Regions from separate parts of the Homo sapiens genome. Here region 1 is linked to region 2. A link is a loop called in an ENCODE intact Hi-C map of the cell type or tissue named here. Cell type or tissue: Caco-2. All regions are shown on one strand. Each heading gives the region's core, and the rest is flanking DNA. Links, peaks and the distances in the headings are about the cores only.

Region 1 (8,000 bases), core at 1-8,000, 68 kb before region 2:
AGTTCCCTGCTGTTTAGGAATTTAATTCAATAACAACACCCAATTGAAGGATCTTTGAGTTAGTTTCTGTCTTTTGACAACCCGTAATGAATCCTGAAATGAACCTTTTTTGCATATTTGCCTCACAATATTTCTGGAATTGAAATTGCTTGGGTTGTTTGACATGTTATCAAAATCTTGACTTTCGGATATCTTATACCCAGTTTTCTTTCACATAAGCAGAGCAAAGTAGTATAATACTGTTTAAAAAGGTAATCACTGTGCACTCACATGCCTGCTTTGTCACTGACTTTGAAATACTGGAAGCTTGAAAGTTTGTGACTGACAAGATAAACAGAGAAGCACACTTACTAAGCCAGGGGTCTCTGTGTACCTATGTCACCAAGTCCATGAAACACCACAGCTTCCAGAAAATGCAACTGTTGTGCTATTTCGGGTGATAAGAATATTTTAAAGTCTTATAAAGTAATGTTTATTACATAATTTTTTAGTTTCATGGTCCCAGCATGTAGATTATTCTTTCTGTAAGGCTATTACCAGCATATAAATTTATGTTAGTGGTTTTATTTATTTATTTATTTATTTTTTAAGTGGTTTTATTTTTAAAATGTTAACTCACTGGTCACATCCTATTTTTTCTCCTTTTTGTTTCCTATAATTGCCTCACTTTATCATAAAAACAGTTTGTAGGAGATTGGAAGTATGTAGAGGAAAGCAGTCCTTATTTGCTCCACCTATTTCCTTTAATTATTGGCCTGCGTTTAAATGCAGAGGTCATTGAATTGACATGTTGGATGAGCATCTTCTTGGCTTTGTTGATGACAAAAAGAATCATATTTGTGGAAATATTTTTCTCTTTAATTCTTTTAGTTTATTTTAAGCTGTACCCTAGTGAAAAAAGATCAGCAAATGTATACCATATTAATGCTTGGGAATAAAATACAGTATAAAAGTTAAGATTTTTTTCCCTCGAGTTTTTTCTCTCACTTTTTGTTTTTAGCAGTCATCTTTAGGGAACTTGTCTTTTTCAAACAGTAGGTTTCTTTGGTCAGGGAACTGGAAATTGATGAAGTCTATCTAAAAAAGTGTATTCATGTTTTAGTCAAGGCTAATAGAATATAAAAAATAAGGAAAAATAAAACATTTTAGAAAAAACTTTAAAAATATGTCTAGAATAGGCCAAGCGCGGTGGCTCACGCCTGTAATCCTGGCACTTTGGGAGGCCAAGGCGGGCGGATCACAAGGTCAGGAGATCGAGACCATCCTGGCTAACACGGTAAAACCCCGTCTCTACTAAAAATACAAAAAAATTAGCTGGGCGTGGTAGCGGGCGCCTGTAGTCCCAGCTACTCGGGAGACTGAGGCAGGAGAATGGTGTGAACCCAGGAGGCGGAGCTTGCACTGAGCCGAGATCGTCACTGCACTCCAGCCTGGGCGACACAGCGAGACTCCATCTCAAAAAAAAAAAAAAAAAAAATGTCTAGAATATTGTAGAAATTTTAGATCTTGTGAATATTTTTTGCAAAATTTAGACATCTTTTAATTTTTTTTCCAACTTGTGTAATGTATACAAAATCTTATGGTTCATATACTTTGGAATACATTTAAGCAATGTGAGTTAGGAACCCTATGAACCAAATTAGGTAAAATATGAGCTACATTTTAAGAAATGTATTTCTTTGGGTTTATTTTAAATGATGTGTAGATAACATATCTTGTTAATTTTGTTGGTAAATTTGAACCTTAATAAAATGATCCACCATTTACTTGGAAAAAGTAAAACATGGTGGGAATGTAAATTAATATTACTTCCTAAAAATGTCTTGCATGAACCTCAGATGCACAGAATTGGATTAATCATTATCTGTGGTACGTGATGCCTTGTCATTAGCCCCTGAATTAATTGCTCTTCTTAATCTTGATTATGTATGTATTTGTTATTTTTAAAAACTATTTAATGGCCAGGCACGGTGGCTTACACCTGTAATCCCAGCACTTTGGGAGGCTGAGGTGGGAGGGTCATTTCAGCACGGGAGTTCAAGACTAGCCTGGGGAACATGGCAAGACCTTGTCTCTACAAAAAATAAAAAATAGCCAGGCATGGTGGCGCATCTCTGTGGTCCCAGCTGCTTGGGAGGCTGAGATGGGAGGATTGCCTGAGCCCGGGAGGCTGAACCTGCAGTAAACCATTTTTGCACCACTGCACTCCAGCCTGAGTGACAGAGTAAGACCCTGTCTCAAAACCAATAAACAGACTATTTAATGAACAACATAGAATTGCTGCTAATTTGATAAGTATGACTTATAATCTAGCAGGTACTGCTACCAATCCCATTCTTTTTTTTTTTTTTTTTTTGAGACGGAGTCTCGTTCTTTCGCCCAGGCCGGACTGCAGTGGTGCTATCTCAGCTCACTGCAAGCTCCGCCTCCCGGGTTCACGCCATTCTCCTGCCTCAGCCTCCCGAGTAGCTGTGACTACAGACACCCGCCACCACACCCGGCTAATTTTTTGTATTTTTAGTAGAGATGGGGTTTCACCGTGTTAGCCAGGATGGTCTCAATCTCCTGACCTCGTGATCTGCCCGCCTCAGCCTCCCAAAGTGCTGGGATTACAGGCATGAGCCACTGTGCCCAGCCACCAATCCCATTCTTTTTACGCTGCCATTTCCATCATCCACCACCCCCCACCCCAGATAATCTCTGTCCTGAATTTTGTATTTTTTCCCTTATCTTTACACACATACACACACAGTTTTATTATTATGTTAAACTGTGTGGTCATGAAGCAGGTTAGAGCAAGGTACACAGAAACCTGGCAAAGCTATGCAAGTGGAAAAAAATCAAGGTAATCATTAACTCTAGGAAAAACAGTTGTGCAAAAAGGGGATTAAAATAGAGATAATAGTGGCTAATATTTCTTGTATATTTACTGTGTGCCAGGTATTATTCTAAGACCTCACATGTTTCATTTATTAATTTTCTTAAAACTTCTATGAGATAAATACTATTATAATCCTCACTTTACAGATGAATATTGATTTCATCAAAAATGTTGATATCACTGTACCTGTTGGGGAATAAGAACCTCATTAAATACTCGAATATGGTAGGAAGTCTAAGTGATGTGGAAATAAGGTCTATGTTATATACTATGTAAAATTAAACAGTCATAACAAAGTGTAAGCATGCTGTTTGAAAACATGCAGGCAAACATCAGTAGAAACAACTTAAAAAGTTGAAACCCCTCAGGGTGAACAATTCAAGTGTGAGGTATGGAATTGCACTCTTACTATTGCACTTTCTAAACTATGTTGGTAAATAGATAAGTACCTGGTATGCAGGAGATTACCAGGAGAGAGAAAATGAAAACAAAACAATAAAAGATGATTTGGTTATTTATGTGTAGTGGTTATCATTTATACCTTATTTTAATATGGAACAGTGATGGTTTTATAAATTATTAAATAATGGAGACTTACACTGAAAGGAAGCTAAAACCAAATTTCTAGGCCTGAGTTTATCCTAAACTTTATTGGCCAGTCATTTAACCTTTCGGGGGCTTCACTTTCTTCAAATTTTATGGAGAATGTTGAACTAGAGATGATCTTTTACTGTCACTTTAAATTCTAAAGTTTCATTATTCTAGGTATTAGACTAATTTTTGTTTTTTAATAATAGGTCTTACTAGGCCTGAAACTAGAGGCTTCAAGGCTAGTTTTGGATGCAGCATGGCCGTTTACTCACAACCAATCTTTTTTTTTTTAACTAGTATTAGGCATATGTTATAAGATTAGTTATATATTAGTTATACGATTTTCTCAGTACTAGTTTATGTAAGTACCTACATGTCATTTTTATCCAACAGGGTTTTTTTTTTAACCTGTTAAAGTATAATATACAGAAAAGTTCATAAATTATAAGTGTGTATATATCTCAATGAACTTTTACAGTGAGCACACCCTAATTACCAGCACCCAGATACTGGATCAAGAAACAGAGCATTACCATGATTCCAGAAGCTCCTTGCAGTTGCCTCCCTCCAGGGATCAGCCATTATCCTGACTTCTAACCTCATATATTAGATTTTGAGCTGTGTAAATGGCATCTGGTAGTTGTGTAAAATCAAACATCTAGACACATGTATGTTTACATATATCTTATAAGTAATACATAAATATATATACATATATATCCATAAATATTTGTGGATATATGCTTTTAATCTTTTGGTTTGGGGGAGGTTTTTGTTTTTTGTTAGTTTTGTTTCTGGCTTCCCAGGATGATACATCTAAATTTGTTGAGATTTCCTACCGATAATGATTTTATAAAAAGCATATGCATTTATTATCCACTTACTATTTCTAAGTACATAGTCATAAAAGCAAAGTTACCTAAAATGAAACTTTTATTCTAGGTCCAGTGGCATTGCAGAGCACGGATGGTTGCAGGAGCCAACTTTTACATTGTTGGACGAGACCCTGCTGGCATGCCTCATCCAGAAACAGGGAAGGATCTTTATGAGCCAAGTCATGGTGCCAAAGTGCTGACGATGGCCCCTGGTTTAATCACTTTGGAAATAGTTCCCTTTCGAGTTGCAGCTTACAACAAGAAAAAGAAGCGTATGGACTACTATGACTCTGAACAGTAAGTCTTACATTCTCTGTACAAATCTTTGAAGTACTTCGTGGTCTAGCTGCTCCCAGGGATTTAGCTTATTGTCTAATCTTTACTGATGACAGGTTTTGTGGTACTCATGTCAGAGAAAGGTAAACCCAGAAAAGTAATTTCCCAACATTCTGGAAATTAGAAGTAGAAATAAAACTTGAATCTAGTTTCATGGTTTCAGGAATTTTGTTTTGAAGTCTGTAAGGACAATATTGTTATTTCTCTGCCTACTGTGTCTGCTATAGCTTACTGAGCATAACTAGTTTGAGGACTTAGTGATGTTTACTCTGGTAAGCCCAGGGAGTCTATGTATGGAGAGAGAATTTAGCTAATATTTGTGCAATCACTATGTGACAGGCAATGTCCTAATTATTTACAAGTATTAAATTATTTATAGGTTGTGTATCCCTTGTATGAAATGCTTGGGGCCAGAAGTGTTTTTGATTTTGGATTCCTTCAGATTTTGGAATATTTGAATATTTGAATGAGGTACCTTGGGGATGGGACTCAATTCTAAACATGAAATTCATTTATGTTTCAAATATACCTTATATGTATAGCCTGGAGGTAACTGTATACAATATTTTACATAATTTTGTGCATGAAACAATTTGTGTACATTGAGCCATCAGAAAGCAAAGGTGTCAGAGATGGAATTTTCCACTTTTGTCATGTTGGTGCTCAAAAATTTTCAGATTTTGGAGTATTTTGGATTGTGGATTGGGGTGCTCAACTTGTATTTTCCACAACAATCTCTAAAGTAGGTGCTGTTACCTCCATTTTGTAGGTGAGTATCTAGAGGCATACAAAGGCTAAGTAGCTTGTATAAGGTCACAGGACTAGTAAATGGCAGCTCAGCAGATGAACCCAGGCAGTCTGGTTTTAGAGTCTGTGGTCTTAATCATTAACAGCACAACTTCTGTCTTCAAAGATCTTAGGAAGAGCAAAAAAACCCAAGCTTTTAGTACAAATTATTGGTAGTATTGAACATTGTATTTATCCGTTTTCACAGTGCTATAAAAAACGACATGAGACTGGATAATTTGTAAACAAAAGAGGTTTAATTGACTCACGGTTCTGCATGGCTGGGGAGTGAAGGAGAAGCAAAGCACGATTTACATGGCCACAGGAAAGAGAACAAAGTGGGGAAGTGCCACACTTTTAAACCGTCAGATCTATGAGAACTCACTATCTTGTAAACAGCATGGGGGAAACTGCACCCATGATCTAATCACCTTCCACCAGGTTCCTCCCCTGACATGTGGGGATTATAATTCAAGATGGAATTTGTGTGGGAACACAGAGCCAAACTATATCAAACATACGTGAGGGGACTTCAAAAAGTTTGTGGAAAATGGAATTAAAACATAAAAATAAAAAATGTAAACTTTATTTCTTAACATAAGCTCCATCAAGATCAGGACACTTTTGTGAGTGATGATACCAGTCATTTAATCCATTCCTGAAGGATGAGGGTATCTGGAGATCTGGAGACTAGGGATAAAAAAGAACCAAGGGTCCTGGGAATTTAACCATGTCAATGTAGTCTTTTTTGACTGAAGAAAAATGGGTGCCCCTTAAAGATTTTTTAAGATTAGGAAATGAAGCCAGAAAGAGCCAAATTAGGACCTTAGAGGTGGATGCCTAATAATGTCCCATTGAAATTCCTGTAAAATTGCCCTTGTTTGATGAGAGGAATGAGCAGGAGCATTGCCATGGTGGAGAGGGACTCTCTGGTGAAGCTTTCCTGGGCGTTTTTCCACTAAAGATTTGGCTAACTTTCTCAAAACATTCTCATAATAAGTAGATGTTATTGTTCTTTGGCCCTCCAGAAAGTCAACAAGCAAAATGCCTTGAGCATCCCAAAAAACTGTTTCCACGACCTTTGCTCTTGACTGGTTCACTTTTGCTTTGACTGGACCACTTCTGCCTCTTAGTAGTCATTGCTTGGTTGTGCTTTATTTTCAGGATTGTGCTCGTAAAGCCACGTTTGATCTCCTCCCTCAGTTCTTACCAGGATCTTGATCCCACTTGTTTAAAATGTCCATTGAAAGCTTTGCTCTTGTCTGCAGCTGATCTGGGTGTAGTGGTTTTGGCACCAGTCAAGTGGAAAGTTTGCTCAACTTTAATTTTACAGTCAGAATCGTGTAAGCCAAACCAACTGAGATGTCTATGGTGTTGGCTTTTGTCTCTACTATCAAAATTGTTGGTCCTGGGCATGGGCAAGATTAATTTCTTCCTTGAAAATTTATGTGGTCTGCCACTATGGGCATCATCTCCAACATCATTTTGTCCCTTCTTAAAATGTAAACTGCTGATTTCTTTGGGACATTATCCCCATAAACTATTGCTGAAGCATCAGTGATTTCACCATTCTTTTTACCCAAGCTTAACCATAAAGTTGATGTTTGTTCTTGCTTCAGTTTTAGCAGAACTCATATTGCCCTGATAGGGGCTCTTTTTCAAACTGATGTCTTACCCTTCTTAGTGCCTCAAACTAGATCCTGTTCAGACATGTTATAATCAGTTAGTGTGAGTTTATTTTGGTGAAAAATGGAAATCCATGCATAGTTGTTTTTGATAATGAACATTTTCCATGAACCTTTTGGAGGCCCCTTGTATCTGTCTCTCTTTGACTGACAGAATTGTATTAACTTTCATCTATAGGTAGTACACTCTGTAAGTTTAAAGTGGTAGTGTGAAGCTGTAAACTCTGAAGTTGTGGGTTATAGCCCTGTCCTTGCTATATAACTTGAGAGTCCTGTCTTCTCTGCCCTGTTTCCTTGTCTCTGGAATAAAGGCAGTGGACAGGGTGATTCCCTCTTAGCCCAAAATGTGTAGCTCTTTGCATTATCTATAGCACCTAGTTATTTTTACACCTTAGTAGGTACTTGTACATATGAAATGTTTTGTGCTTGACCTTTATTTAGTATACCTGCTCTTTTAGTACAAATCACAATCCACATTCAGCAAGCAAACAGATAATACAACAAGCAAAACAGATAATTTTTTTAATTTACATTTTTATCAGTGTCAGCTCTACTGACATGTGCTAATTGGAAATTGACTATGGCCTAGTAACCATTAGTCTGAAAGCTGCCATCCTTTCCCATGATACTTCATAGTTGGTTCCCCATTTAGGAATAATGTAGCCCTGACCCTGTGTCCTCATTTTTATGGCTCATTTTGTAATAGTGGGGACAGAAGAGAAAAAGAAACCTTTAAAAAATTAAAACAACATTCTCTTGTTTCTAAAATGGATGTAGTTTGTTGTCATTTGATTTATTTGAAATAAATGATAAGTTGTCTGGAGAAAGAAATACTATTATTACCAG
Region 2 (17,174 bases), core at 5,066-13,065:
CTTACTGAAGATCGGGGAGAGGAGTTAAGTTTCAGACACACAAAGTAGAAGGCTACATTCTCTAAATGTAGATGGATACTTTGTCTTTTATAGTAGTATAGAGTTTGCTATCGGCAACGTGTATTTGTACATAAATAATTTATTAAATTAAAAAATTGCTTTCAAATTAAATATGCCCACTTTAATCTCCAGGATTTGCTGGCACTAAGGAAATCAATTTTTCTTTGTAGTTAGAAAAGATAACCTTAGTATTAGCACCAGTAATGCTATCCCAAAATCTAATATGATAAAATCCAAATGTAATTCAATGTGCCAAATTTGTATTGAATACCTTCTATGGGGAAAAATAGTGTCTTTCTTTTATAAACGTTAAAATGCTTTGCAAACATTAGTGAATATTTTCAAGATAATGTCTAGATCTGAGCTCAATAAACTTGTAGCATACCATACATATAGCTTACTATGTAGATATACATAAAACAACATTTTTAATAATGACTCATATGTGATAGTGTCTGCAATGTGGTTTCTGTTATAGCCCTAGTCCTCATCTGCTAGTAACTTTCTCCAAATTTAACTTTTTGGCTTGAAATTTTCCATGCCTGGTTTAAGCTAAAAGGTATTTTAAAAATTATTTTTTAGTTTCAGGGCAATTCTCGCTATTATATATACCTCTGCTAATTTCAATGTAGGTGAGAGAAGAAAAAAAGAGGAAATATTGGAGTATATGGATATGGTATTTGTATGTTCAACTAGAACCATAAAAAGGCCTTTATAGCCTATACCTAAGGTCATTTCATTCACCTCATTTCCTAAAGTAACTGGAGTATCACACTTGCTGTTATCTGGTATGCTTTGGTTGTTGCAGGAACTAGTCCTCTGCATGGAAACAGAAGATAGAAATATCCTTAGAGATTAGATTCCCATGGCATTGAAAGATGTGTGCTTAACTAATTATTGTGAGGAATTGGACACAATGCCCTGTTTCTGAGGCTCTTGAGATGGGAGTTCAGGCCTCCATCATGTTCTTTTCCTCCATTCCCTGCCCATGGAGCAAATGTAATATTATTTTAGAAAATTAAAGGTGGCTTTCATTGGAAAATATGGATAATTATAGCCTTTTAAGGTGTTTATATTGGAAAAGATGTCTCTCTGGATTTAGTTCTGATAGTCACATTGTCAAACGGGTCTCAGAGGTGTCCTACAGATAATTATTTTTTTCATAGAAAACATAGAAATGTAGTTGTAAGTGCACCCTTCCCTTCTTATCAAAAAGTAAAGAGTGAGAAAGCTGCCCTCATAGAGGTCTTTGGTGGCTGAGGTTTGTTGTTATATAAGCATACATGGCATTCTTGAGGAAAAAACTATTAGGGGGAGGCAGAAACAGGAATTCTTTTTAGGACCATGCAAGATAAAATGAAATAACTTTTATCTTATATTCTCGTGTGTCATAAATCTTCACCTCACACTTAAACTTGATTCCCATCTTAAGTGTCGTTAGAAAGCTATCACTTTGGAAATTCTGTTGTTTGATCTTTACCTAAAAACAAAAACAAAAAACCCATCAAGGTATCTAGAGGACCTTTAAAAAGATCACATATTAAGCATATCCTCTTTCTAAAGGCATATCTATATATGTGCAGATGCATAACTGGTTTGTGCATCTCTTTCTGTAGTTCTCCTGTGTAGACATATACATATACATCCATGTAGATGCACAGTTTCCCACAAGGAACAAAGGGAATCTCATAATGAAAAGCAACATTTTTTATGGGTCCATGCCAAGGTACCGGATCCTTGTTCTTTTCCAGTTGATTTAGCTTAATGATTCTCTGTCAGGCAAAAGCCTTTATGAATTCTGCATCATGTCCTATTCAATTACAGCAGCATGCTTGCCTCGGGTTTGCAAGGTTAAGCTTGAGATGATTTTTCCTCTAAGAATCTCTCCCATATTCAGTGACAAAATGAGATCAGTTACTGCTGGAGGAACATAATTATCAAAAAAGTTTTACTTTTTAGGACTTGTGCTTAAAAAAACTCTGCCTGGACAAGTTTTACCAACTTTGTTTAAAATCCACACCTAGTTTTTCATTTCTTTCCTCAGTTCAGTTACATATATGTCTTAGAACTGTGCTTTGAATTAGTTTTATGCTTAAGCAGACAGAATACATTGTCCACATACATGTTCCCTCTCAGCCTCATTCTTCTACAGAGAAGCATGGACAGAGCTCTGGGTTGGTCTATAAAAGCACTATCTGATAAAACTTTCTGTGATAAAATATTCTATAATCTCTTTTGCATGATATGGTGATCTCTAGCCACTGTGGCTGCTGGGCACTGAAAATGTGGCCAGTGTGACTGAGAAGTTGAATTTTGAAATATAATTTAAGTTTAATTCATTCAAATTTACATAGCTACATATGGCTAGGGGCTACTCTATTTCACACTGAGGTCTATAGGATTAAGCCCATTAAAATTTATTTAAAAATTTTAATTTATATATAATAATTGTACATCTTTATGGGGTATATGTGCTATGTTGATACATGCATACAATGTGTAATGATCAAATAAGGGTAATTGGGATATCCATCATCTCAAATATTTACCATTTATTTGCATTGTGAACATTCAAAATCCTGTCTTCTAGCTATGTTGAAATATACAATACATTATTATTAACTGTAGTCACCTTAAAACCCTATAGAACATGAAAACTTATTCCTTTTATCTAACTATAATTTTATACCCATTAACCAGTCTCTCTCTAGCTCTACCCTCTCAGGCTCTGGTAACTATTATATTACTCTACTCTCTATTTCTATGTGATCAACTCTTTCAGCTTCCACATATGAGTGAGAACATGTGGCATTTGTCTTTCTGTGCTTGACATATTTCCCTACATAATGTCCTCCAGTTTCATCCATGTTTCTGTGAATGACAGAATTTTTTTCTGTTTTATGGCTAAATTATATTTCATTATGTATATATACCACATTTTCTTTATCCATTCATTTGTTGATGGACACTTAGGATGATTCCATATCTTGGCTATTGTGAATAGAGCTGCAATACACATGGGAGTGCAGAGATCTCTTTGACTTATTGATTTCCTTTACTTTTGACATATGCCAGTAGTGGGATTTCTGGGTCATATAGCAGTTCTCCTTGTAGTTTCTTGAGGAAACTCCATACAGTTTTACATAGTTTCTGCACTAATATACATTAACAGTGTAGGAGTGTTTCCCTTTCTGCACATCTTCATTATTTTTTTGTTGCTGTCTTTTTGATAATAGCTATTTTAACTTGGGTGAGATTATATCTCATTGTGGTTTTTATTTTCATTTTCCTGATGGTTAGTTATGTTGAGCATATTTTCATATACATGCTGCCCATTTGTATGTCTTCTTTAGAGAAATGTCTATTCAGATCATTGTCTCATTTAAAAAATCACTTTTTTTTTTTTTGCTGTTGAGTTGTTTGAGTTTCTTATATAGTCTGATCATCACATCTCCCCTGCTAGGTAAGGATGATTTCTTTATATTAGTATATTCTGGATATTAATCCTTTGCTGGATGTATAGATTGCAAATATTTTCTCCCATTATGTAGATTGTCTCTTTCCTCTATTGATAGTTTCCTTTGCTGTCCAGAAGCATTTGAATTCAATATACTCCCATTTGTCTCTTTTTGCCTTTGTTGTGTGTGCTTTTGAGGACATACTAAAAAAAAAATCTCTTCCCAGACCAATTGTGAAGCATTTCCCATTTTCTTCTAGTAGTGTTATAGTTCCAGATCTTAGATTTAAATATTTAATCCATTTTAAGTTGATTTTTGTATATGGTGAAAGATAGGGGTCTAGTTCCATTCTTCTGCATATGGATATCCAGTTTTCCCAGCACTGCTGAGTGAAGAGACTGTTCTTTCTCCAACATATGTTCTTGGCTCCTTTGTTGAAAATCAGTTAGCAGTAAATGTGTGGATTTATTTCTTCATTTTCTATTCTGTTCCATTGGTCTATGTGTCTACTTTTATACCAGCACCATGCTGATTTGATTACTATAGCTTTGTAGTATATTTTGAAGTCATGTAGTGTGATGCCTCCAGCTTTATTCTTTTTGCTTAGGATTGCTTGGCTATTCAAGTTCTGTACAAATTTTAGGATTTGTTTCTATTTCTGTGAAGAGCATCATTGGTGTTTTAATAGTAATTGCATTGAATCTGTAGATTGCTTTGGGTGGTATGGATATTTTAGCAATATTAATTGTTGCAATCTATGAACATAGGATTTTAAAAAAAATTTTTGGTGTCCTCTTCAATTTTTTTCATCAATGTTTTACAGTTTTCATTGTGGAAATCTTTCACCTCTTTGGTTACATTTATTCCTAAGCATTTTATTTATTTTATAGCTACCATAAATGGGATTGCTTTCTCGATTTCTTTTTCAGATTGTTCACTACTGGCATGTAAAACTGCTACTGATTTTGTATGCTGATTTTGTATCCTGCAACTTTACTGAATTCATTTATAAGTTCTAGTAGTTTTTTGGTGGACTCTTTGGGCTTTTCTAAATATAAGATTATGTCATCCGGAAACAGCAGCAATTTGACTTCCTTTCCAATTTGAATGACTTTTTTTTTTTTTTCTCTTGCCTAATTGCTCTGACTAGGACTTCAAGAACTATATTGAATAAAAGTGGTGAAAGTGGGCAGCCTTATTTGTTCCACATCTTAGCAGAAGGGCTTTCAGCTTTTCACAATTTAGTATCATGTTAGTTGTGGGCCTGTCATATATAGCCTTTATTGTTTTGAAGTATGTTCCTTCTATGCCTAATTTGTTGATAGTTTTTGTCATGAAGAGATGTTGACTTTTTAACAAATACATTTCTGCATCTACTGTGGTTCTCATATGGTTTTTGTCCTTTACTCTGTTGATGAGATCTATGTTTATTAATTTGTATATGTTAAACCACCCCCACATTCCTACGATAAATCCTCCTTGACCTTATCATGGTTTATCATCCTTTTGATGTGCTGTTGGATCCACTTTGCTAGGATTTTGTTGAGGATTTTTGCATCTATGTTTATCATGAATATTGGCCTATAGTTTTCTTTTTTTGTTGTGTTTTTGTCTTCTTTTGATATTATGGTAATGTTGGCCTTGTAGTATAAGTTAGAATAAATTCTCTCCCCTTCAATTTTTTTTGGAATAGTTTGAGAAGAATTGGTACTAGTTCTTCATTAAGGGAAGTTTGGTAGAATTCAGCGTGAAACTAGCTGTTCCTGGGCTTTTCATTGTTGTGAGATTTTTTTTATTCCTGATTCAATCTTGTTACTTTTTATTGCTCTGGTCAGGTTTTCTATTTTTTTACGATTCAGTCTTGGTATGTCATATGTGTCCAGGAATTTATCTCTTTCTTCTAGGTTTTTCAATTTGTTGGCTATAGTTATTTATAATGGTCTCTAGTGATCTTTTGTATTTCTGTGGTATCAGCTGTAATATCTCCTTTTTCGTCTCTGATTTTATTTATTGGGTCTTCTCTCTTTTTTCTTTAGATAAAGCCTTCTTGATTTTGTTTATGTTTTCAAGAAACCAACTTTTCATTTTGTTGATTTGTTTATTCTTTGCCTCCATTTTATTTATTTCTGCTCCAATCTTTGTTATTTTTTTCTATCTACTGATTTTGGATTTGATTTATTCTTGCTTTTTTAGTTCCTTGAGGTACATTATTAGATTTTTTATTTAAAATATTTCTACTTTTTTGACATAGATGTTTATTGCTATAAACATTCCTCTTAGTACTGCTTTTGCTGTATCCCATACGTTGTGGTATCTTATGTTTACATTTTTATTTGCTTCAAAGCATTTTTAAATTTACGTCTTAATTTTTCCATTGACTCAGTGGTCATTGAGGAGCATGTTGTCTGTGTGTCCTTACAGGTGAGGTGAGTCTCTTGTAGGCAGAATATAGTTAAGTCTTGGTCTTAAAAAATCAATTCAGCCATTCTATATCTTTTAATTAGAGAATTTAACCCATTTATATTCAAGGTTATTATTGATAGGTGTAGACTTACTCCTACTATTTTGTTAATTGTTGTCTAGTTGTTCTATAGATCTTTCATTTTCTTCTTCCTCTCTTGCTTTCTTCCTTTGTGGTTTGATGGTCTTTCTGTAGTGGTAGTAGGCTTTGATTCTTTTCTTCCTATATTTTGTATATCTTTTATAGGCTTTTGCTTTATGGCTACCTGAGGCTTGCATAAAACAGCTTACACTTATAACATATCAACTTAAGGTGAAAACAGTTTAGAATTTAACTCTAAAAATTGCACTGAGATTTTGGCAAAATGCTACCATTCTTAAAATGTATTTATTTAGTTTTGAGACGGAGTTTTGCTCTTTTTGCCCAGACTGGAGTGCAATGGCATGATCTCAGCTCACCACAACCTTTGCCTCCTGGGTTCAAGCGATTCTCCTGCCTTAGCCTCACAAGCAGCTGGGATTACAGGCATGTGCCACTACGCCTGTCTAATTTTTTTGTATTTTTAGTAGGGATGGGTTTTCTCCATGTTGGTCAGGCTGGCCTTGAACTCCTGACCTCAGGTGTTCCACTCGCCTCAGCCTCCCAAAGTGCTGGGATTACAGGCATGAGCCACTGTGCCCAGCGCACTCTTGCTATTAATTACTATAACAAACTATCCCAAACTTAATGGCTTAAAATAGCAATTTATTGTTATTATTCATGATTCTGTGGGTTGAATGTACTTAGCTAGCTGAGCAGTTTTCACCTAGGCTCCCTCATGTGGTTGCAGTCACATGTCAAATGAGGATGGCATCATCTGATAGGTCATTTGAACTGATATCCAAATAGTTTTTTATTCCATGTCATGTGCATGGGCTGGTTTGACTGGAACAGCTAGGGGTTAGCCAGGTACCTCTCTCTTCAGTGAGCATCTACACATGACTAGCTTGAGGTTTCTCACAGCATGGCAATCTCAGGAAGCTGAAATTCTTCTATGGTGTTTGGCATCCCCTAGAGTGAGTGTTTGAGGAGACAGGAAGTAGAAGTTTCCATGTCCTTTAGACATGAAGACTAGCCCAGTGTCACTCCTTCTATGATCTATTGATTCATGCATTTAGCCTGCATAGATTTAAAAGAAAGTGGAATGGATGGGAAGAAAGCCAGAAGATTTGTGGCTATTTTTTGTTTTCCACAGCTACTCTGTAGAGTGACACATTCTGCTAATTGCAATCAGTGAAAATGTAAAAACAAATGCCTATACCTGACCAATAATTTCAATTTTCTGTCTTGAGACCAAGAAATTACAAGAAAAAATAATGCTTTTGGTTTTGTCTAAACTGTAGTGGGGAATTTCAACTTGAGGAGGAACTTAACCTAGGATTGATTTTTATTAGAGGAGCGAATACCGTGTGATGTGGTTATTTTCATGGTTCTTAAGTGATTGAGAACATTAAATTCTGGCTAGAAGTTCTCTCCATACTGCATGCGTATAAGTGCTGCTTTATTTCTGAATATGTAATGATTGTTTAGATTTCTTATTTAGTTAGGGAAGCTTAAGTGATTGGGTTTTTTTTAAATTAAGCTTTTTTTGATACTGTAACATTCAGCATCATGCTGATTTTTTCTTACAGAAATAATTAATAATCCCATGTTAACAAAAACTCATCAGTTTCTATAAGCAGTGCATAAGCTGGGTGTATCTGCATTTTTCATGTTGCTGTGCAGATAAGTGTGCTCATCTATTTGTGCTTCATTATACATTCAAAATATTTTTTCAGTTTGACATCAACGTTCTTCAACTTTCAAGCATCTGTATAGATTTCCTGTTGTCAGCCAGCTTCCACCTGTCTTGTCCAAGAGAATTATGTACAGGTGAACATTGCTTCTACCCTTAAAGGTTGACTGAATTACAGGACTGCTGTTCATAATTTTGTCTTGCCATTTGAAGTTAATCAATAACGTTCACAGAATACCATGAGATGGCCTGAGTCTAGGTCTCTGCATTATATGCAGGGTTAGCTCTTTCATCAAATGGAAGGTCTTCACTTATCTTGGGATTGGTCCTATATCCAGCTGCCACACTGTCAAATGGCTTCCCAAAGAAGCTTTTTGGATTGTTTTGATTTTTTTTTTGTACTTTGTTTCTTAGATCTTTATAACAGAGAGTGTTTTTTAGATAATCAAATTCAATAAGGCTTTAAGACCTATTTTGCAGGAGGAAATCTGGCTGTGTAGGGCTTTCTTGGTGTACACTGATCAAAGGAATGCTTTTCTTATCACTGTTTGGGGAACAGATTAAGCGGTGGCTGGTGCCCTGCTGATTCTTTGTTCCGTGGACTCCTTTCCTCTCTGCTGCTGTCATCTCTGTTCAGATCCCACAGTAAGTAACATAATCCCGTTCCTTTAGGCCTTGCCTTCATCTGCTTTAGTTCCATTTCCTCGGGCAGCTGCAGCTGAGACTCTGGCCTTTTTATTATCAGTAGCCATGGTGGCTGGTACCCAGCAAGGCTGTTTTAGCACAGAGAATGAGATGAATAATGGCTGTGGTTTCAGGGTTGGAGATGTTTGGCAGAACTGAGAAATCAGTGCCTGGGAACTGAAATGCAATTTGTTGTTCCCACACTTCAGAGGATTGCATCGTTTCTCCATCCTCACAGCTACTGTCTAGCCCAAACCATCAGCAACTCATCCACTCTTCCTCCTCTTCAGTACATTTTCCATCTATTGCCAGAGTGATGGTCTGAAGATGTGTACCTGATCAAGTCACTCCCCTATTCCCGTTGCTTCCCATTGATCTCAGCGTAAAGTCCAGTACCCTTACTGTGATCAGAACAGTGTCCACTTGTCAGACTGTTAACCTGAAACAACTTTGTAACAGATTTCATTTTTACTGATTTATCATACCCTGTGCCTTTATTTTCAATGCTTGCAATAAAGTGTGATCTGCGAAACACAACTTGTAAATTCACAGTGGTGAAAGTGCCTTAGATATTTGTAGTTACTCTTAATGCCCAGGTACAAAGAAGATCATAAGTCAAAAGTAACAAAGAGAAAAGAACTCTTCTTTTGTAGCAAGCCTTGATTCTCATTTCATATTGCTGGCCTTTGCTTCATGCATATGGTGTCTGGCCAACACCAGCTTTACATGAAAGGACTTCATCAGCTTTTAACAACCATATGGTAAAACCATCTACACATATTTCTTCTGATACCTTCAGGCACTGCTAAGCAGCTGGTATTAATGAATAAGAATGGCCAGTGAAATTATGGTATATTGTTGCTAGGAAGGAACAGTTTATAGCCAGGAGAATTACAGATTACTAGGCAAGAACACACAGGAATAGAAGGGATATGTGATTTCTGCATTTCATCTAGATGTGGCCACCTGTACTGCTTAAGGCAATACAATGCTTGGCTGATTAGCAAGGATTAATTCTATTCCTACTGATGGTGGTCCCAGGAGATGGAACCAATAGTTTCAATACCTATCAAAAGTGTTTCAGGGCCAATATCGCTAGCTGAAGCCACTGGTGGATCTATGAAAAGAGGTCCTGGTTAAGCAACAATAACAGCAACATTTTGTAATGTTGTCTTCTGGATTTTTCATCTTTGCTTGCATAAAACATTTATTTCCTCCCACTACATATGTTAAAATTTTTATTATGTCAAGACACAATGTCTATTATAAACTTTTAAGAGACTCAATTTCTACCATAACCAAGATGTAGAAATTTCTTCCTATCTACATGCGATTATTTTCAGCTTTATGTAAGCTTCGATGCAAAACTCAGTCTTTTTACTAGGTTTCACACAAAGAAATCCAAGCATATTTTTTGATAGTTTTCTTATTATAATTTGCATTTCACTTTGATGCATCCCTATTACAATAGCTTGAGTATTTGTTTCCTTCAGAGCCCTGGCCTCCAGCATCATCTTTTCCCTTATCCTTTGCCCAGTGCTAGCATTTTTTTTTTGACGCCTCTTTTTCTTCTCCACATTATTCATAGTAGGTTCCCTTTTTATCTGGAAACCTGACTGACTTTGATCAATAGGCTTAAGAAAAAGGTTTTACAGTGAAGTTTGTTGACCAAAATAGATACAATAAATTTTCTCTGATCCTTACACTGCAGTATGTTGGAAGTGGCCTTTTCCTTTTTCTAGTCTCTCTCTTTTTTTCTTACTTTCTGTTTGATGCCAATTTATTTTTATCAATTATTTGGCTCAAATGACCTGTTTTCATGTTTCAAAAAAAAATTTCCCTAAAGGGAATTTGAGTGCGAACTTCTATTTCTTAATAAAGTGCTTTTTGTATAGTCGGCCAAAATTATAGTATAAAGCAAGAATATTGAAAGTACTTAAGCTGATTCTACACAAATGTGGGAGTGAGAGTGTTCCCCCTAATCCCCTGTGCAGCTGTCAAGAGTTTCACCTACTCCTTTGGAACTTAGACTGTTCTAGGATATTTCAAAGGGATTATTCAAAAAGAAGGGGAAGACAGAGGCCAGACACATTCTCAGAGTTTGGACAGATTATAATTCCACTGGGCAGCTTTCAAGCTAAGTCCTAAGTGCTGCTGCAGGGAATTTCTTATCAGATATGGATGGAAAAGACAGTTATCTTGGGTTTCAAATGGATGCTATGAAAAGTGCTTTAAATCTTTTATAATTTATTATTATCATTATTATAAAATATAATATTTTTTGACACATAGCCAAGCCAGAATCAAAAGAAATCCACAAAGGGGCGTGTGGGAGTTGAAATTAAATTGGATGATGGAGTTATAGGAAGTAGATAAAGGTTTAAATGGCTGGGGCCTGGGATTTTGACATCTGCAGTGGAAGAGAAGTTTAGGTTGAAGGTCCTATAGGAATGAGAGCTAGAGTCGAGTATCCTAAATATATAATAGTGATAGCTGACAATTAACGAGTACTGTTATGGTTTGAAAGTGTGTGTCCTACCAGATTTATATGTCAAAACCTAATCACCAATGGGATAGTACTAGGAGATGGGGCCATTGAGAGGTGATTAGGTCATGAGGATGGAGCCCTCATGAATGGGCTTAGTGTCCTTATAAAAGAGGCCCTACTGAGCCGCCTTATCTCTTCCACCATGTGAAGACACAGGAGAAGGTGTCATCTAAGAACCAGGAAACAGCCCTTCACCAGACACCAAACCTAAAGGTGCCTTCATCTTAGACTTCCTTGCCTGCAGAACTGTGAGAAATTGCTGTTGTTTTATAAGCTATGGTATTTTGTTATGGCAGCCCGAATGGTCTAAAGTAAATACTATGTACCAGGAAATATGTGACGCATTGTAGCCTTTTAAAACTCTTAATGCTTCTGATAATCCTATGAAGTACATACCATTGTTATCTTAAAGCCATTAGTCATGAAAAAATAACTTGGGAAACAATTTCCACAGGAGTGTTAAATGTTACACTAGCCACGGTTGAAGAAAGGAGGAATAAATCACAAGATTTATCTGAGAATATTACACAACAGAAATACACATAGAAAATAAAAATGAAAGAATGTAGAAGAAAAAATATATAACACAAGAAACAAATTAAGAGACATGGAAAGAAAACAGAGAGTTTAATATGCATATAGTAAGGGGTCTAAAATTAGAGAAGGGAGAAATAAGAGGGAGAAAACATTGAAAGGGATAATAGGGAGTTTTGGTTGGCTCTGGGACAATGATGACCACTTAAATCTAGACCTCTCCAAAAACTCTCCCTCAAATCCTAAAATAAAAAATGAACCCAAAGGAGCCACACGTGATGTATGCCTACAGCCTTAGTAGGAAACAGAGAATCTTACAAATTCCAAATTACCTGTAAGTAGAGAAATAAATACAAATTCAAACGGAGTTACAGTTGCAGTTCCCACTGCTACAGCTGTCTATGGGTGCCCATGGTGGGAGAGAGGAACACGGAGGCCGTAGGTGTAGCATAGGTTTAAAAAAAAAAAAAAGCTACCATACAAAAAAGTCCTAACTATTAAATTGAGGTCTGGGACTTAGTTCACAGCACCAGCTACAAAGGGGAGTCTGGAATGTGAGTGAAACTGGAGGTAGCGGGCTGAGAGAAGCATTTCTTCTAAGGGAAAAGCAAGTACATAGAAAAAGAGATTTTCCTTTGGAGAAGTAACATGGAAGGAAAAGAAGGCAGTAAGGGGAAAATTAAGAATAACACAGAAATGAAAAGAAAAATAAGACATACCAGCTCTTCCCTTCCACCTGATAAAAGAAAAACTTCAGCCTAATTAAATTTAAAGGAGTTTAATTGAGCAACAAACGACCTGCTAATTGGGCAGCCATCTGAGCCAGAGTAGGCTCAAAGACTCCAGCACAGCACGTGGTGGAAGAAGAGTTATGGACAGAAAAAGGAAGTGATGTACAGAAAAGGAAAGTGAGGTAGAGAAACAGCCAGATTGGTTACAGCTTGATGTTTGCCTTATTTGAACACGGTTTGAACAGTTGACTAGATTTGGCCAAAACTCAATGATTGGCACAAGTGTAGGCTATGGTCTGTTTACACCTCCACTTGTTATAGTTCATGATGTACAGAAAAACCTTTAGGCAGAACTTAAAATATGTAAGGAGGCAGCTTTAGGCTAAACTTGGTTTAACACTCCCAACAACTAATATTATTCATTATAGAAACTGCGATGCACTGTTATGATGGAAGAGGGTGATATTGAACTAGAAATTCTTATGTCTAACACAGAAAAATCAGACTAACTCCATAAATGGTACTATAAATAGAAAATGAAAATAAAGTACTTCAGCTGATGAAAATTCTCACCAAAGAATCAATCAGTAAGCTGAATCATACTCTACAGTGAATTTAATATAATCGGGTAAATATTTGGAGCTATTATAAAAACACACAGCATAAAAACTCAATAAGAACAGAAATTGTTTTAAAAAATAAGAAATGTAATGAGGGTTGATTGAAATTGGGAAATAAATTAAGGGGTAAAAACAATCTCAGAAATGAAGATTAAATAGCAAGGTACCCAATGGGGAGTAGACTCAGATGATAATTCAATAAGAAGCATTTTAAGAAGACAGAAAAACAGCTAAGAGAAAATGATATAAAAAAGAAAGTAAAGGGTGATTAAATTAAAAAGACAATGAAAATCCAAATTAAGTATAATTGGAGTTGCTGAAAAACTAAAATGAAATAACAATGAAACAGAACTAATATTTAAAGCTGTAATCCAAGAAAACTTTATAAAAATGAGGGCAAACTTAAATCTAAATATTGAAAGGGCCTGTGGTGAACCTGGGAAAACTGATTTGAAATAGTAAACTCTAGTAAAGTTACTAAATTCTAAAGACTAATTCAAGAGCCTCAGGTCCAAATTACTAAAAAATTAAATTGGTATCAGATTTATCAAAATAAGGTAACAGTTGAGCAGCACTTTGGAGAACTCAAGAAGAATGAGAGATAAGTGTTTTTATATTCAGCCAAGTTATGTCTTAAGTGCTGTATGGGTTTCTTAGGGATACATTAACAACTTATTATAAACTTGGTGGTTTAAAACAGAAATGTATTCTCTTACAGTTCTGGAAGCTAGAAGTCTGAATCAAGCTGTTGGCATGGCCATGTGCCCTCTGAAGCCTCTAGGGAAGAATATTCCATGCCTCTTCCTAGCTTCTGGTGGCTTCTGGCAGTCCTTGGCATTTCTTGGCTTGTGGCTGTATCATTTCAATCTCTGTCTTTGTCTGCACATGGCCTTTCTCTGTATATCTCTCTATGTGTCTATGCCTAAATCTACCTCTCTTTTTGCTTATAAAGACACCAATCATTGGATTTAGAGCTCATTCTAAGTCTGGGATGATTTCATCTGGAGATCCTTGACTAATTACATGTGCAAAGACCCTGTTCCCAAATTGGGTTATGTTCACAGGCATGAGAAATTACAGCTTGAACATATCTTCTTGGTGGTCACAATTCAACCCACTACAAGTGCCAAAGCAAATATATATATATATATATATATATATATATATATATATTTAAAAATCACAAGAACTCAGAAAATACTAACAAGCTATTTCCAAGGAATCTAGCTTTATTTAACAGATAAATGACATTTAAGAAATCTAACTGCATTTAACTGAGCTTCATTTAACAGAGAAATGACAGGAAAAGCTTGGGCAAGAGAACTAATGTTGAATATTTAATAAATTTAGTTGTATACCTAAGACTAAAGGAGGCTGGTGACATGGGTGAAAGGGTGGTATGTCAACATTATATAGTCTTAAGAAGGAGAAAGAATGCAACTAAAAATGGGAAGAGTGGGGAATGAGAAAGGGAAAGTGGAGTAAGGTCATTGACTGCTCTGTAGATAATAGGTAGGAGTCAAGGGATACCATTTTATAAGTTGATAAACTGATGATAAGAAAAAGTAAGAGGGAATTAGAGCATACGTCCAAAGAGGACCAGTAGAACAAAAAATTAAATCATCCTAAACATCAAGAAATTGAGAATAAATATTAAGAAAAATGCAAACAAGACATGCCATATAGAAGATACACAATCTTACATAAACTTTGCAGTAACTGTAACATAAAGTAATATGATTGTATTTAGATCAACTGTGTCAATAAATGTAAATAGGCTTAAATTGCCCATAAAAAGAAAAAAGCTTTCTTATTGTCTCATATAGCAACCCTAACTCTATGCTGATTAAAAAAGAAATACGTAAAGCAATGGGAGTTAAAAAAGCTAAAAATACAATGATGGGCAAATTTATACTGGGCTGATATAAACCTATTATCAGACAAAACAGATTTCATGGCAAAAATAGTTAATCAGATAAAAAAGAACACTTTATAATACTACAAGCCACAGTTTACAGCTAAAAAATAATAGTTATGAATACCTATGTTTTAAACAGCACAATTATCAGTATTATAAAGCAGAAACTACAAAAGATAAAAAGGAGAATACATAGAAACATAATAATAATAAGAGACTAGAAATCACCACCCACAATACCAACTAGATGAAGTAGACAAAGGAAAAGGTAAGGATATAGAAGAGCCAAAGAACATAGAAATTTTAAAGGAGTTCAAAACCAAAAACAATCTTTCATGTGGATATTAAAAAGCCTTTTTAAAAAAACAAATCTTGAGTGAAAGAGGAAATGCAAACATAACTTACAGATTTCTGAAAAATAATGATGAAACACTACATAACCACACCTGTGAGACATATTTAGAGCAGAGATCAGACGGAACAATTATGAAGAATAACCCCAAACACCTATATCAATAAAAATGAAAGAATAAAAATAAACACATTAAATCCTAAGTAAATAAAGCCAGAAACAGAACAATAAAGCAAACCAAAAGGAAGCATCAGGCAGGATATAATAAATTCTAAACAATATTTAATGAGGCAGAAAACAGAGAAATAGCAGGGTAAATTAATAAATAAAAATACTGATTCTTTAAAAAAATCATAAAAATACAATAACCAATAGCTAAAATAATCAAGGAAAAATATACAGATATACAAATTAAGAAATGACAAAAGGAAAATAATTATTAATAAAGAGGAAACATATATCATAACTGAATAATTTGCCTATCTCTATGCAAATAAACTTAAAATCAAATTTACCAAAATTGATCCTAGTAGAAAGAGAAAGTTTCAATAGACTAATGTTCTTAGAAGAAATAGAGAGACTTATCAGGGAACTAACACACAAGAAAATACCAACCCTAGAAGTTTTCACAGGGGAAATGTAGCCAAATCCTAAATATTAGGTAAATTGATGAGATATAACTTGTTTTAGAGCAATGAAAATGAAGAAAATAAGGAACACCATCCAAATTCTTTAAATAAAGTGAATTAAACATTTATCTCTAAGTTTGATAAAATAGTGGTACTAAAACACTCATGAATATTGATGTAACATTTTTAAATAAAATATTAATGAACAGAATCAATTATCGTATTAACAACACAATAAACTATGACCAAATGTGATGTATATAAAGAACGAAAAGATGATTTCACATTAAAAATTTTATTAATATGATTCACCATATAATAGGTCTCACGACAAAAAAAATCATATGAATATTCCCATAGATGCTGAAAAAAGCCTTTGACAAAGTTTCATTCTAACAAAAACACTTAGGAAAAACAGAGATAAATGGATATTTTCTTGACATAATAAAATAACATATACTTGAATCCTACAGGGACCCGGAGCAAGATGCGTTAAGTCCACCATCTCCAATATTATTTAATATTGTGTTGGAAGTATAAGCCAATGTGATTAAAGAAAGAAAAACAATTGGAGACAATAAGTATTAAAAAAAAAGAATCAACTAGTTGCAGACAGTAACTTAAAAATATGCTAGAGAATCAATAATAAAACTAACTCAAGCATTAAAAGATTTTAACAAGGGAGCAGAATATAAAATTAACAGGCTAAAATAAATAGCATATATAAATATATATAAAATATATAAAAATATATATATAAATATATATAAAATATATATATAAATATATAAAAATATATATAAAATATATATATAAATATAAATAAATACATATAAATATATATAAATACATATAAATATATATAAATATATATAAATATATATAAATATATATAAATATATATATAAATATATATATAAATATATATATAAATATATATATATAACAATTTGGGAGTTATAATGAAAGAAAAACTCCATTTAAGATAGCCTTAAAGAAATAAGTAAACAAAATGCTTAGCACAGCTTAAAAAATGTGCAAAATCTATATGAGAATCATAAAGTGTTCCTAAATAACACAAATGGAAACCATTCTTTTTCTTTGATAAAGCATCCAATTTCATTCTCTTTAAGTGATACGTACATTTGTGATCCCAACAAACATACCAACAAGCTTTCTACCTGAAGGAAATCAAGCTGATACTGAAGTTTATACAGAAGGAGAAACACATAAGAAGAGCTAAGAAAACACTGAGAAGGAGGCACTATGGGTTGGTGGGGTAGGGGAGGACTAAAATGTCTCTCTATAAAAAAGGTTTTTGATATTAATAATAAAGCTAATCAATAATTAAAATAATAAGGTGTTGGTGCTTGAAAACTAAGACCAATGGAATAGAATAGAAAAT

Evidence for each region. A loop is a pair of places that touch in the nucleus more often than their neighbours do. Peaks named below come from ENCODE experiments on the same cell type or tissue, not always from the same donor. Only the 100,000 strongest peaks of a DNase experiment are listed, where the experiment ranks them.
Region 1: a loop joins it to region 2, with 10 times the contacts of the local background. A loop is called at or near these places in 1 of 110 quality-filtered maps.

The regions. Positions count from the first base shown.
Region 1 is chr4:107,628,275-107,636,274 of GRCh38, reverse strand. It overlaps PAPSS1 (3'-phosphoadenosine 5'-phosphosulfate synthase 1), which reads left to right. Exons shown (of 12, transcript NM_005443.5): 11 at 4,415-4,644. Among named protein-coding and RNA genes, the nearest start is that of PAPSS1, 88 kb to the left of the region's middle. In Caco-2, for the core only: no CTCF peak of the experiment used is centred there; no DNase peak of the experiment used is centred there.
Region 2 is chr4:107,555,810-107,572,983 of GRCh38, reverse strand. The region is part of intron 2 of LOC105377358 (a long non-coding RNA gene); the gene reads left to right. Among named protein-coding and RNA genes, the nearest start is that of PAPSS1, 160 kb to the left of the region's middle. In Caco-2, for the core only: no CTCF peak of the experiment used is centred there; a DNase peak (open chromatin) is centred at 8,363.